2 separate regions of the Mus musculus genome follow, and region 2 is linked to region 1. The links are chromatin contacts, found by Hi-C or POLR2A ChIA-PET in ENCODE. All regions are on one chromosome and are shown on one strand. Each heading gives the region's core, a stretch centred on a gene start or an enhancer-like site at or near the end of the contact. The rest is flanking DNA. Distances are from core to core; before and after follow the strand shown.

Evidence for each region. A loop is a pair of places that touch in the nucleus more often than their neighbours do. ChIA-PET counts read pairs that join two places held with the same protein, here RNA polymerase II (POLR2A).
Region 2: a loop to region 1 is called in a map of gastrocnemius, with 6 times the contacts of the local background. The contact joins the promoter of Pip4p2 here to the promoter of Otud6b in region 1. A Hi-C loop is called at or near these places in 21 of 37 maps with a recorded cell type or tissue (Patski, T-helper 1 cell, T-helper 17 cell and 7 more). POLR2A ChIA-PET finds 5 or more read pairs at or near these places in 4 of 5 experiments (Patski and embryonic stem cell).

Annotation. Positions count from the first base shown.
Region 1 is chr4:14,825,026-14,827,993 of GRCm38, reverse strand. It overlaps Otud6b (OTU domain containing 6B), which reads left to right and starts at 1,581. Exons shown (of 7, transcript NM_152812.4): 1 at 1,581-1,703; 2 at 2,341-2,495. The coding sequence starts at 1,622.
Region 2 is chr4:14,862,584-14,865,597 of GRCm38, reverse strand. It overlaps Pip4p2 (phosphatidylinositol-4,5-bisphosphate 4-phosphatase 2), which reads right to left and starts at 1,379. Exons shown (of 7, transcript NM_028264.4): 1 at 1,161-1,379. The coding sequence starts at 1,266.

The sequences.
Region 1 (2,968 bases), core at 332-2,831:
TAGTGGCTATGAATCCCAGAAGATTAAGATAGGGAGATCTCTGAGTTCAAGGTCATCTGGGATTAAAGGCGTGGTGGAACACACCTTTAATCTGCACCACACCTTCTGAAGACTTCCATAAGTATGTTGGAAGAAGGAAGATTTACTCTGTCTTCTTCACCTGCCTACCTTGTGGGACTGAGCAACTGCTAGATCCTTGGACTTCCATTCACAGCTGCTGCTCACCATTGTTGGGGAGTTTGGGCTACAGACCGCAAGTCATCAATAAATTCCCTTGCTATATAGAGACTTTCCATAGGTTCTGTGACTCTAGAGAACCCTGACTAATACAACCCCTTACAGGTTTATACAGTTGTAGGTGCAGTTCATTATTCATCTCTGGAAATAAGTTTTCAATTATTTCCAGAAATATTATTTCAACTTCATTTGTTTTGTTCTGTCTCAGGCATTTATATATAAAAAAGAATATGTTTGTCTATCTATTTTTTTTAAGATCTATTTATTTATTATATGAAAGTACATTGTAGCTGTCTTCAGACACTCCAGAAGAGGGCATCATATTTCGCTATGGATGGTTGTGAGCCACCATGTGGTTGCTAGGATTTGAACTCGGGACCTTCAGAAGAGCAGTTGGCGCTCTTATCCACTGAGCCATCTCGCCAGCCCCTGTCTATCGACTTTTGAGACAGGGTCTCACCTATGTAACTCTCTGGACATCCTGGAACTCCCTATGTAGACAGGCTGGCCTCAAACTCACAGAGATCTGCCTGCCTGCCTCCTAAGTGCTGGGATTAAAGGCCTACACAACCACAATCAGCCCTAAATAGAGATTTTTTTTTTTTTTTAAATTTTACTGGACCAACACTCTGAGTCTTCCACTCCTGCCACCATTCCGTGAGCATTCTTGTTTGCCTTTGCTAATTTGTTTTTGTGGCACACGAGTTACATTTGTTAAATCTTGCCTCAAATCTTCAAAACACCCTGACATCACTGTTAATCGTTTTACAACTGAATTTAGCAAATGGACTTTACTAAGCTTAGTCCTTTTTTATCTCTTTCATCACTTATTTCAAGAGTAGGCATTCCTTACTTAGCGTTTCCCCTTTTACCACATTGTAAAAAAACAAAAAACAAACCATTCCCTAGTGTATGACTAATATAACGTAAAGATCCTCATTGAAAACAAACCACGCTTTTATTAAAATTAAAAAAAAAATCTTTTCAACATGTTTTGGCAAAGAGGACAACTACGGAGCGTTCTAAAGCACAAATTGAAAGCTGTGCGAAAGAACGTCCGTGATGTCATCTCCGTGCGCCCCGTCAGGGCCAATCGCCTGGCGCGTAGCTTTGTGCTGCGGTTGCTCCAGCGCCGGGCGCGTCCTTAATCGCACAATCCCAGCTTCCGGCGCGCCGCCCAGAGCGGTCCGAGCGCGCAGGCGCCCTAGCCCATGTCGGCGTCTCCCGGTTTCAGTGGTTAGACCTGGATCCGGAGCCGCCTTGAGGCGGGGCTGGGCCTTCCCGGCGGCCAATGGCGCCCCGGGTGAGGGTTGAGGAGTGGGAGGTGCTGGCCCTCCTGAGGTGCGGATCTCCTTCAGCGCGGGTGCCGGGCCGCCTGGTCGTCATGGAGGAGGTCGTGGCTGAAGAGCTCGATGATGAGGAGCAGCTGGTGAGAAGGCATCGGAAGGAGAAGAAGGAGCTGCAAGGTGACGGGAAAGGGGCTGGGAATGTAAGAGGCGTCCACACCCAAGGCTGGGAGCGTGGAGTGTGTCCTCTGGTACCTGGACGGGCACACGTCCTGGATCCGTCTAGGCTTTCCCTCAGATAACTTTTGATCAGTCTTCTCCAGCTTTCCCCATTCCCTCGACCCCCTTATTTGCAGTCCCCGGAGATGTCCCCGTGTGCGACCTGCCGTGGACCCCTAGCGGGTCCGGTGCACGTGCTGCTGCTGAGTGATGTGCCTGGAGACCAAAGTCTTGGACCTCCTCTTCCTCCCTTCCCATTCCTGCCCCCGATCCCGACGCCTGGCCTTAGTGGTGTGGTCTGAATTGCTTCTCCTTGGCTTGTCGGTCACAGAGAAAGATATTTAAAAGGCAGAAGTTTTACCTTAGTATAGTTTTTTAACCTTGGTTTTGCCCTGTCAAACCAAACAAATTCGAGATTGTGTTTACGTTGGGTCGCAAGCCTCATCCGGACCTTTCTCCGTAGCTGATTGTTGTGTCATGATTAATTGCTTCTATAATTACTTTACATTCTATAATTGTACCTCTTCCCACCCTCTTAACTGCTTTTCGCTTTTTGGTCCGGGGGCTCTGACACGGCTGTTTTGATGACTTTTTTTAGCCAAAATTCAGGGAATGAAGAACGCTGTTCCCAAAAACGACAAAAAGAGGAGGAAGCAGCTCACGGAAGATGTTGCTAAATTGGAAAGAGAAATGGAGCAAAAACACAGGGAAGAACTGGAGCAATTGAAGCAATTGACTTTCAAGGACAGTAAGGTATGGGGAGCGAAGCTTGTCTCTGAGCCCGAGCAAACAGCTGTCTGAGTGTGTTGAACTGCTTATTGAATACGGTCTCAAAATTCTGAAATCGAGTCATACAGTCACACATCACATTTCCTCGACATTAGTTTTTTTAGACAGAGTGCCTTGTAGTCTAGGCTGTCACCCATGTGGATTTGGAGCAGAGGCTAAACCTTGAACTTTAACTTCAGATCCTACTGGTGTGACTTCACAAGTGCTGGGATTACAGGCATGCACCACCACACCTAGCTGTACATTTCTTTAGTATTTTTGTGACCAGGTTTATGGGCAGATTTTCTTTTTTTAAATGGAAGAACAGCAAAAAAGTGCCTACTTCCTTAACCTAATAACCATGTAAAGTATAAGTTATTGCCAGATAAGGTTTGCCTTGAGTGAAAGTTGGCAGCCGAGACTGCTCGTCAGGAACTCCTGATGAATGAGATTGTAAC
Region 2 (3,014 bases), core at 130-2,629, 38 kb before region 1:
CCTCTCAGGCTGTCAATCACTCTGAATTACTCCCAGCTAACCACAGTTTTCCTTTGTTCTGCTTCTGTTTATAGATTGAGACCCAGAATGTTGATTTTCAAGTTATAAAATGTTAAAAAGAAATGTTAAATGCCAGACAACTTCAACCTGTTGTAGTGTTTCCCGCCCCCCCCCGCGCCCCCCCCTGCCCCATTTCAGACATGAACTTAGAAGTTGTGTTACAAGACACGTGACCTGCTTATATTCCCAAAACACTATTAACTTTGGCCTCCTTGGGTTTTAAACTTCATTCACATCCAGCCAAAAGAGCAAGATGAAGTAAGGTACGCTTGCACGTGCCATATTTAATGATCTCTGTAAGGCTTGCCTTCCAGACTACCGTAGTAAACACTCCCAAAGACTTTGAACAAAGACAGTGCTTGAATAAATCGAATCCTTTGGTAAAGAGACTTCTCCTTCACCACACCATTTCTCCAAATCCCTTTTTAATTCTACACTGAAAAACAAAACTAAAAATATATACGGTATAAACTTGGGGAACTTTTTAGAAGTTAATTTCAACCTCACCCAGACATGCATTTAAAAAATTCCTCCTTCCTAACGGAAGGCTCTTCATTCACCACTGAAGCTATGAAACACACTCCTTACAGGCAGCAATGCCCGTAGCTTAGGAATTTCGGACATATTAGGGATAAACTCTGTTGCTTCTGGTTAGGCAGTTCCCTGCTTGCACTCCGGGGCCGAGTGTAAGGGACTAAGATGTTTCCTGCTGAAGTCCTCTCAAGGGCAGATGCCAGGGTGAGCAGTGCCCCGTGTTTTTCAGCAACCGAAAGCACTTGTGAATGACTGAAGGATCTGCACCACCGCCCAGCTGCACTTAGGGGCTGCTTTGGAAACAGCAGCTCGGAGCTTGGGAAAATTCATGTCCGATCCTGAAGCTGGGAAGGAAGTGTTCAAGCACACACTCCACACCACAAGCAGCAGCAGCGAAGCCCTGCAGACAGGCTTTCGGGTAGGCAGGCAGAGCCTGGGAAGGCATCCTTTTCCCCCAGCCCAAGGGAGAAGCTCTCCTCCGCCTCCGCGCTAGAGCTCCCCGGCATTCATCCTTCCATCCTTCCAGACGTTTCTGCGAGAAGCAGAAAGGTCTATGCCGGCCTTACCTCTGGGGCTGCTTTCCTGCAAGTACGGCGGGGCTGTGGGAGTGACATTTCCCGAATGGGATGCTGACAGCAGAGGCGAACGTTCGTCCACCCCGTCAGCAGCCATGACTGCAGCGACAGCGCGGCGGGCCGCGGGTTGAGCTGGGCTGCGGCTAGGGAGGAGGTGGTGGCCAGCAATGCCGCCGCGCCGCCGCTACGGCCTCCGGGAGGGCCCAGGATGTGTCACAAGGCAGGAGGCGGGGGAGGGGAGGGTGCGGGACCGCGAGGCCGGGGGAAGGGAAGCACGCCGGGAGGCATGCTGGGGGAGGGGACTGGAGAGGAAAGAAAGAGCCCGGGAGGAGGAGGAGGAGGAGGAGGAGAAGGAGGAGGGAGGGAAGAAGTGTGGAGGGAAAGCCAGCCAGTCTGAGAAAAGGGGAGACGGGAGGACTGATTAGGAAGTGGGGGAGGGGAAGAGATCAAGTAAGCAAGAGGAGGGGCAAAGGGAAAGAGAGGGTGAGGAATCTTTTAAACTAAGGGAACCGAGGATAAAGAGCAGCTTTGAGAGGCACTGAAAGGCCTGTACTGGATTACGGGCAAAACCAGAGCAATCAAGTTCAGCTCCTCCAGGAAGTAGGAGAGTCTAACTTGTCTGGTAAACTTTGCAGCTGGGTGAAGAAAACTTATTTCTTGGGTTATCATTTTCTTCGGAGAGGTTTCTTCTTTGTTATGAACCATAGCTGAGAATCTGTTGTCTGAGAAATGTTGGTGCCTGCGCATTAGGCTTTCCTCTTTTCCTTGATTTTTTTTTTTAGGAATAAGAGTGCTGACATTTGATTTTTGGCACTTTAAGCATAAGTGTTAACTTTTACAACTTCCGTTTTACAAAATAGACTGTCATTTTAGTTTTTGTAGAATAATGGGGCTTTTTTGTATAATGTAAAAATTAAACCTTTTTCCTACAAAAGATTTTTCTTTTTTTAAAAAAAGGTCATTGTACTGAAGAGCTAGCACACTGATTAAGGTGCTCACTGATCTTGCTTAGGTCACAAAAGCCAGTTCTCAGCACCCACATTTCGTGGCTCACAAACCACCTGTAACTCTAGTAAAAGGAATCCAATACCTTCATCAGGCCTACATCAACACACACACTCACACACACAGTTTTTTTAATAAATGTTTTTAAATACTCAACAGACTTATTGTCTTATTTTCTATTTACATTTTTGTTACCCTTTTTTGATGTTTTGTCATTTGATTCCAATGCGATTTACATTTTTTAAAAAAACAACAGAAACAAACCAAAGTTTAGAACACATCCAAATAAAAATGCAATCAGAATAATAGCTTTCCTGCTGAGGTTCTTCTGAGTGACTTCGGAAGAATTATTTACTCACCTTCCAGGTGTCCCCAAGTATCTAGGGTGTGGTCTCCATGCTCAAGGTGGCTGAAAAGTCCCACAGTGAAATAGCTGTACCGGAGATTGGGAGTTGCCCCTTACATTTCAGTCCGTATAAACAGCAGACATTCGAAACTACTCAAATCACATTTAGGATCCTCAAGTTGCTCTCTGAAGACATACTCTTTCTTCCTGAATCTATAAAGTACCAACTGGAAACCCTAAGGGAAGGTAAAGAACAATGTTTTCTTTCATGTAGCATCTTTGGGCGGCCAATAACAGGAAGATACAATGCAATATAAAGATCTTATTATGGTGTGACCCCTATGAGAACTTAGATGGGTCTCCAGTAGACTGGGGTTTGAAAACTCACGATGTGTCACTCCCAGCAAAAAAAAAAAAAAAAAAAAAAAAAAAAAGAGCTTATCCGTTGAAGAATGAGTACCAGTACCTCACAGTAAAGATCGCTGAGTTGAAGA